Linked DNA regions of Homo sapiens: region 2 is linked to region 1. Evidence: read pairs that join two places in POLR2A ChIA-PET (ENCODE). Cell type or tissue: B cell. All regions are shown on one strand. Links, peaks and the distances in the headings refer to the core of each region. The heading gives the core; the rest is flanking DNA. Region 1 overlaps ATXN7L1 (ataxin 7 like 1). Region 2 has its middle 7.2 kb from the start of LHFPL3-AS2.

Region 1 (4,391 bases), core at 206-4,205:
AAAATAAGTAAATAGGACTGCAACATGTAGGAGAACACCAGACATCTATACACTTAAACACAGCAAGGCACTTCTCTGGCCTTGTGAATTTCAGCACATGGCAGAGAAGAAACAAGCTGGACTGGCTGAGGAAAGCTCACCTCCAGAGGACTGAGTGGGTTAACCATGAATTACATAGTCATTCCCAGAGAGGACGCATGGCGGGAGAGAAGCAGCAAGGATCGTAGCTGGATGGATACATGGCCTTGGCTGGACCAGGGGCTGGCGAGTATAGGGGCTTATGGAGGGCCGGGTTTTGCTCAGGTGGACCCTCTTGAAACTCCCGGTGGGCCTCCCTTCTACCCCCAGGAAAGCTGGAATCTTGGGGGCTTCTGTGTCCCCAAAAGCGGATTCCAGTGGCCAGCATCTTGGAAATTTTTGTGCACTTATTTCACTTGTATCAGTCTTTTCTAGGGTCATTTACTGATATTATACTTTCTCTGCTCTGGAGTCATTCCCCTGCAAAATCATTCCCCTGTTATCTGTCTGCCTCAACACGGGAAAAATCCCTGTCATCTGGAACCCTTGCTTCCTGCCCGCCGTCCTGCCTCACTGCAGTGTGTGGGCAGATCTGCTCTCTGCTGCACACGTCTTCAGAAAGACTGAATTTCGGGCTTTCAGAGCAAGCGTCTTTGAATCCACTGGTGAAAGGAGACAGCAGTCATCTGCTGGTTGATGTTTGCCAAAATGTGGCCTTAGACTGGGATGAAGTGATGGCTCCTGGCACGGAAGCTGGTTCCCCCTGGGTGTACACCCAGCCTGAACAGCTCCTTTAAAACCAGAAGCAATTTGTCATCTTTTGATTCTCTTCCAGCACTGTCCCTGTCACAGGTAGATAAATGAGGCAGCATATGGGTGTCCAAACACAGGATCGTCTAATCCCAGCGGTTTCCCTTGGAGCCGTCACTTCTCGAGGGTGGAGAGCACAGTGGGGTGGTCCCTGGCTTCGGGGTTGTAACCATAAGCATATTTTTTCATCACATGTCCCATTTATATGCATGAAATGCTTTCTCAGAATCTCCCAGCTTCTGTGTCATTGATAGGTGCATTTCTCATTTCAAAATTCCGAAATGAATCATACGTTTGTGAGCTCAACATCTCATGTCTGTAGTTCCACAGAATGCTACTAATCAAATCAATGTCTCGGCACAAACCAACAAGCATCCCTGACTTAAAAACAGATGGAAGTTGAACTTTTTGTGCTAAAAAGACTTGATTACAGAAAGTCAGTGGGAAAGGTGCATACATTTCAGTTTCCTTCACGTTGCACGCACTGTAAGTGGCTTGAGAGATACATTCAGAGTTTTTTACGCAGCCCACGTGGACTTTGAATTTGTTGCTTATATATCGATAAAGCCACCAGATTATGTCCAAGGATGCAATAGGCAGAAGAGGGCTCCTGATCTAGTTGCCAAAACATGGTTGACCTGCGATTCCTTTGTAAATGAAGGATAAGCCTGTGTGGCGAATGAGCTCAGCCCCTCGGCACACCTCCTGCCTATGCCAAAGGGTTGAGTGTGTTTCTGGTCTAGCCAGACAGTTTTGATTTCTTCTGTGGCCATAGGTCACATTCTTCATCCCCACAGCTGCCAGATTAACTAGACATCCTTGGTCACAAGGGCCCAGGCTTGACTGGATCAGTTCAAGTTCATCCCAGATACAGGAAAGTCATCTACTCTGATAGTATTACAGTGAGTCCATAAGCATCTTTGAGACACCTTGAGAAAGGAGGAAATGTGGAGCATCGTCTCCAAGCAGGATCTGTTGAGCATGGATCGGATTCTTACACAGGCTACTAATGCTGGTGACCATAAGAAGTTTATAGCCAGCTCTTCATTATCTATGGTATTGAAGGAGAAATCTAGCATGAACTTTAAAATTTCAAAATAAATCCCACAGTTTAAGCTTTAGCCGGGGATTTCATACTGGAAACCTTTTAGGGGAGAGTAGTATTTCCTTTTATGTTTTCCCAATTAGTAGTTTAATGAGCAGCAAGATGACCCAAGGGGGATGAGAGACAGCACAGGAGGATCATTTGCCTGGGGTTAAGAGATGAGTCTGGGTTCCTGTTTCTGCCTCTTTCAGACTCTGTTCATCTGCAGACTGTATGTGTTTGCTACATCTGCTTTGTAGGATCAGCATCTACTTTGTAGGATCAGGGAAGGATCAAATGAGTTAATGAATACAGATATCCCAAGCCCAGCACACAATACAAATGAGCTGTTATGACTTATTTAGAGGGTTTTTTTTTTTTTTCTGACCCAGGCTGGAGTGCAGTGGCGCCACCTCTGGTCACTGCAACGTCCACCTCCTGAGTTTAAGCAATTCTCCTGCCTCAGCCTCCTGAGTAGCTGGGATTACAGGCATGCCCCACCATGCCTGGCTAATGTTTGTATTTTTAGTAGAGACGGGGTTTCACCATGTTGGCCAGGCTCGTCTCGAACTCCTGACCTCAAGTGATCACCTGCCTCAGCCTCCCAAAGTGCTGGGATTACAGGTGTGAGCCACCACGCCCGGCCTAGACTTATTTTAAGAGAGGTGGCAAGAACTCCTACTTCAAGGAAGATGGTAACACTGAATAGTTTGTTCATTAAGACAGACAGATGCCTAAGTGAATCTTTGAAATAATCCTGCATTTCATTCATGGTGGAATCTCATAATCTTTTTTTTTTTAAGCCTAAAAGCCTGAGCCAGCTGTACATGATATATTAAACCCACACATTTACTTACTTTAGAAAGGTTACTATTTTGAGAGTATGATCGTTCCTGGAAAAAAAAATTTTGATGTGCCTCCTGTCCATTGAAAAGTTACATATAAAGAATAATTTCCATTCCTTGGATTATGTCTTCAGATTCCTGCATTCTTTTCAAGCTTTGTAATAAAGCAAGGGAAGAGAGTATTGTGAACTCCTTGAGGAAGACATTCCCTCTCATTCCTCCACATTGCCCCAGAGTTCACCATGTCTGACAAATAGTGGGTATTCAGTCAATAGCTTATGACTGAATGAATGATTTAGATGTTTAATCCTTTAAGTCAGTGATACGCAACTTGTAGTCATGTGTCAGAATCCCCTGGAGGGCTTGTTAAAATCAACTGCGGCTCCCCCATCCCAAGTTTCTGATTCAGTAGATCTGGGTTGGGGCCCCAGAATGTGCATTTCTAGCAGGTCCCCAGATGACGCTGATGCTGTTGGCCCTGGGACTATACTTTGAGAACCACTGCTTTGGGGTCCACTCCACTGCTTAGGTCCATTGTGGTTTTTTTTTTTTCTTTAAGCTTTGCCAAGCCTTCTAGAAAATTGACATCTATCTCTGTCTGATTTTGCTCCGTTAAACTGAGATTGATTTTGTAAAAATTACTAGGATTTGACCAGATGGAAAAGCTACCTGGATTTTTTTGTTTTTAGTTAAAAACTACAGCCGGGCACCATGGCTCATGCCTGTAATCTCAGCAATTTGGAAGGCTGAGGCGGGTGGATCACCTGAGGTCAGGAGTTCAAGACCAGCCTGGCCAACATGGTGAAACCCCATCTCTACTAAAAATATAAAAATTAGCTGGGCATGGTGGCGGGCACCTGTAATCCCAGCTCCTTGGGAGGCTAGGGCAGGAGAATCACTTGAACCCGAGAGGCGGAGGTTGCAGTGAACCGAGAACACGCCATTGCATTCCAACCTGGGTGACAGAGCAAGACTCCATCTCAAAAAAAGCAAACAAACAACAACAACAAAAAAAAAACTACATTTTGCCCCATGTATAATTATGAAGGAAGTGACTATCAGATTGCCACCTCCTGCATGGGTGTCTATGCTAGCAGGACACAGCTGGTTGGGGTGAAGTATAGCGGCCCACCTTGCAGCATTTAAGCCAGATTGCATCTTCATCCAGTTTTGGAATTCCCACCTAGTGTCAAATGCACTTAATGGCAAAGCTGAAATGAGACATGACCTTTTGCAGAAATTGCAGATGAGCAAAAAGGGCACAGGAGATGAGCATATGATACAAAGGGGAACATGATGTTTGCAAAGTCTTCTCATGCTGGCTGTGGGCCTGGCTGAAGTTATTATGCCCCCAGGTTTAAAAACAAGAGGCAGCCTCATGGCCTGAGGAAGACTGCCCTCTGCAAAAAAGTCATTCTCCTAATGCCAGATGTCACTCTGGATGGCAGGCAAGAGTGGAATTGCAAACCCAGGTCCTGGGGAGCTCCTCCCTCCTCCATTCCCCCTTCTTGGGAAAGAGTCCTTGAGACTGTGAGGACTGAGTGGACACAGAGGGATGGGTCAGTGGAGGGGGCAACAGGGATACCAGACATCCTCAAGAGAGAAGAGATGAAAATAGAACCTAAGAAGGGAAT
Region 2 (4,391 bases), core at 93-4,092, 830 kb after region 1:
TCAGAAAACAGCAACCCAAAATGAAGGCCTCAGAAGCAACCAATTCCAGGTGGAGGTTATAGTGAGCCGAGATTGCACCACTGTACTCCAGCCTGGGTGAGAGAATGAGACCCTGTCTCAAAAAAAGAAAAAATGAAAGAAATTATCTGACCTACCTTGCTTGATTATAGTCATAAGACCCCCATTCCAGGGAGAGTCCTGCCCCACACCCAGAAGGAATGCCGGCTCAGGGAGGCCAAGAAGAATCTAGACAGAGAGGCCTTGCTGGGTTTCCCCCCTCAGTCTATTAGCAGTAGATCCCCTTTAGGTCCAATCATATTTCTACACGGTTGTCCATACTTTATTAAACTAAGCATAAAAATGGACAATTTCCCCTGCATCTTTGGGTCTTCATTGTGATGACTCCTGTGCATACATGTTAAATAAATGTGTGTTGCTTTTCTCCAGTTAACCTGCCTTTCAATGAGTTGAGTTGTCAGTGAAACTTGAGAGGGCAAAAGGGAACTTTTTCCTTGGCCTCTAGATGTCATATGCTGAGGTACTAGGGGTTAAGACTTTAACACAGAATTTTGCTGGGGTCATAATTCTACCTATGACAACAGTCTAGCCTCCTTCTGCAAGGGTAAATGTCCACTCTGTCATCACTGGGAATTCAGGAAGTGGGTGAACTTCTGAGGCTTCTGGGCTAGTAGTATTTGATAGAAATAATTGCTTAGTGGAGCTCACATAAATTCAGAATTTTCTGGAGCTACAGGCAGTACAGTGACCAACAAAACTCAGCCTTTGTGCCCTAGGAATTGTAATCCAATAGGACTTTTCTTTTCTTTTCTTTTCTTTTTTTTTGAGACGGAGTCTCGCTCTGTTGCCCAGGCCGGAGTGCAGTAGCACAATCTTGGCTCACTGCAACCTCCGCCTCCTGGGTTCAAGCAATCCTCTGCCTCAGCCTCCTGAGTAGCTGGGATTACAGGCACCCGCCAACACACCTGGCTAATTTTTGTATTTTTTGTAGAGGCGGGGTTTCACCATCTTGGCCAGGCTGGTCTTGAACTCCTGACCTAGTGATCCACCCGCCTTTGCCTCCCAAAGTTCTGGGATAACAGGTGTGAGCCACCGTGCCCGGCTCCAATAGCACTTTAACCAGATAATAAAATACAGGGTGAAAGGTACAAAGAACAAAGATATAGTCGAGAGAGTGCTTTCTTGTGGTTGCAAGATAAGTGACAGATTTATGGAGATTTGCTTTGAATAGTCCTTCTGATTCCAAAAGTAAAGATGAGAATGGCTGGGCATTCCAGGTGTAGAATTCCAGGGACAGGCGGGCATTCCACGGAAGACTAAATCACTTGAATGTCTGGGAGGTGGACAGAAGCAGCCAGGGTGAGAAAAGGGTAGGAGAGCAGGACACAGCCAAATGATGTGATGGCTTTTCCTGCCAGGCCAAAGAAGTGGCCTTTGATAGGCAAAGGGCATCCCTTGAGAGTTTTGTAGTAGGAGGGCAACAAAGCAAATCATCTGTCAAGGATATGAATCCCATTGGTAAGAATGGGCTAGGAGGAATTAAGGAGAAGGTGGGTGGGAAAGTGTAAACAGGAGGCTCTGACAGTTCAAATGTGAGAGGTAAAGGCCTCAGGGTAGTTGCTATGGAAATGGAAAGGGAGGAATGGGGGTGTGGGAAAGTGTTTGAAAAGAAAGAACCCAAGGCTGGGTGCGGTGGCTCACACCTGTAATCCCAGCACTTTGGGAGGCCGAGGTGGGCGGATCACTTGAGGTTAGGAGTTGGAGACCAGCCTGGCCACCATGGTGAAACCCCGTCTCTACTAAAAATACAAAAATTAGCTGGGCGTGGTGGCACGCTCCTGTAATCCCAGCTACTCGGGAGGCTGAGCCATGAGAATCACTTGAACTGGGGAGGAGGAGGGAGGTTGTAGTGAGTCGAGATTGTGCCATCATGCTCCAGCCTGGGCAAAAGAGCAAGACTGTGTCTCAAAAAAAAAAAAAAAAAAGAAAAGAAAAAGAAAAATCCCACAGAACTTGACAACGAAATAGATGTTTAGGAATGAGGGGAAAAAGAAAGAGAAGACAAAGATGGTTTCAGGTTTCCCAGTCTGGGCAATTTGGAGAGGGTGGGTACCATTAAGAGATTTGGAGAGGGTGGGTACCATTAAGAGAATGAGGCAGGTGAGTCAGGGGCGTGGCTGCTGGAACACTCCCTGCGGAGGGGAGAGGCTGGCAGTCAGTCCCTTCAATTGCCGAAAGCAGGAGTGACCTCTCCCCTTCCCCTCCCCTTGCCCCTTGTTCCTTTTTCCCTTGGAAGCTGTATCATTTAAATTAAACGCATTTAATCATTTAAAGGCACAGTATGGTCTCAAGGGTGTTCTTGATGTCACAATGAGGAAATGAGAAAGGGAAGGGCCTTAAAGTTATATCCCTTTCACGAGACTAAGGAGGAGGAGGTGATGAGAAACATGTAGTAATATACATCTGCAACTTCATTTCAGTCCAGTGCTGGGTCAGCACCCCCAGGACACCTTTGACACTGGACGTAGTGTCAAATGGGGCAAAATAGATACTTGCATTCAGTTCACAGGTCCTGGTATTTCTCCCTTTGAAATGCAGAAGATACAACTTTTGGTTCCTTATGAAAGCTTTTCGTCTCCTATGTGGAGAGGCTCTGGAGCACACCTGTGTGAATGTGTGTGTGTGTGTATGTGTATGCGGGTATGTGTATGTGTATGTGTGAATGTGTATGTACGTGTGCGTAGGCATGTGTGTATGCGTGTGTGTATGTGTGTATGTGTATGTGTGTGTATGTGTATGTATGCATGTTTGTGTGTATGTGTATGCATGTGTATGTGTGTACATGTGTGTATGTGTATGTATGCGTGTATGTGTATATGTGTGCATGTGCATGTGTGCGTGTATATGCCTGTGTGTATGCGTGTGTGTATGCATGCATGTATGTGTGGGTACGTGTATGTATGCATGTATGTGTGTGCATGTGTGCGTGTATGCATGTGTATGTGTGCATGTGTGCATGTGTGTATATGCATGTATATGTGTGCATGTATGCATGTGTGTATGTGTGTGTGTGTGTGTGTGTGTTCATCTATTTGGATCATTTCTCATCTCATCTCTTGCTTCCCAACCCTGCCTCAGCCCACTCTCACTGCAGGAGTGTTTTAACTACCTGCAAGCCAGTTTGAAGGCCCCTTGTCTAATCCAGCAGGACACTAATGGGTGTGTGTTTTGTGTGTGTGTGGTGCCAACAGTGTAATTGGGAAGTCACCTTCCACTAATAAAATACATGATGCTGGAAACAAGATCTAGCTGAAGCCACTTGTTTTGCCTCAGCTGTAGTTGTTGTCTCTGAGGGCTGAAAGGGGGAAGCCCAAATAAGAGATGATGTTGTGGTCCCTATAACACGTTTATGGACAGGGCTGACACAGGAACACATCTGAAAACTTCCTGAGGTTGAGTCTAAGGGAACATAATAGATGGAAATGCAGAGTAGCCAGGTTGGAGTGAGCTGGTGGGTGAGTGAGATGGTGGGTGAGTGGGTGCGGATGATGGGGAGAGAACTATTGAACAGGCTGGGATATCATCTCCTCTAGTCTCAGTCTGTCCCTTCATAAAAGAATTTAAATTCCCTCACAAAGAATCTAAACACATAACAGTAGGGGACTGACTGACTCCATCACCTTTTAAATACGCGATGAAATATACTGCAACCATTAAGAAGGGTGTGGAGGAAGTGGATTTATTGACATGGAACGATGTTCATGATCTACTGTTGTTTTGTTTTTAGAGACAGGGTCTAACTCTGTCACCCAGGCTGGAGTGCAGTGACACAATCATAGCTCACTGTAACATCAAACTCCTGGGCTCAAGTGATCCTCCCACCTCAGCCTCCTGAGTAGCTGGGACTACAGGCGTGAGCTGTTGTGCTTGGCTTCATGATCTTTTGTTGTGCATACGTACAGTATCGTCTCGTTTTTTTCGTGTGTGAAAAGCAAATGAATTCTAAATGTTGAAAGTGGCTCCTAATTATAGGTGACTTTTCTGTCATCTTTTTATTTTCTACTTTTTTCTTCAGTGAAAATATATTACTTGTAAATTTTTTCAAAGGATAACATTATTTAATAATAACATATGCCCTTGGAAATATTTCTTTGATGTTTAATTGGAGAGAGGAATTAGACGAAGAATACTCTTGACTGTCAAAGTCAGAGCCTGGGTCCCACCCACCAACCCCCACCAACCCACCCCCTACCCCCTGCGCTCCCTCCACTGCTTTCCATCTCAAAGCTCCTGTCAGCGGGATTGCCCTTCTGAGCCCTGCTGGGAAGGATGTGGGAGATATGATAAGCATCACTGCTTTCATTAGGAGAGGG

The links. Peaks named below come from ENCODE experiments on the same cell type or tissue, not always from the same donor. Only the 100,000 strongest peaks of a DNase experiment are listed, where the experiment ranks them.
Region 2: POLR2A ChIA-PET joins it to region 1 with 5 read pairs; 1 of 35 experiments calls an interaction of 5 or more read pairs at or near these places.

What each region holds. Positions count from the first base shown.
Region 1 is chr7:105,763,220-105,767,610 of GRCh38, reverse strand. The region is part of intron 3 of ATXN7L1 (ataxin 7 like 1); the gene reads left to right. Among named protein-coding and RNA genes, the nearest start is that of ATXN7L1, 110 kb to the left of the region's middle. RefSeq lists an enhancer at 759-818. In B cell, for the core only: a CTCF peak has its summit at 2,294; a DNase peak (open chromatin) is centred at 2,280; H3K27me3 peaks cover 245 bases.
Region 2 is chr7:104,931,685-104,936,075 of GRCh38, reverse strand. No RefSeq gene overlaps it. Among named protein-coding and RNA genes, the nearest start is that of LHFPL3-AS2, 7.2 kb to the right of the region's middle. RefSeq lists a silencer at 865-1,029. In B cell, for the core only: no CTCF peak of the experiment used is centred there; DNase peaks (open chromatin) are centred at 2,435, 3,435 and 3,605; H3K4me3 peaks cover 1,138 bases; H3K27ac peaks cover 3,210 bases.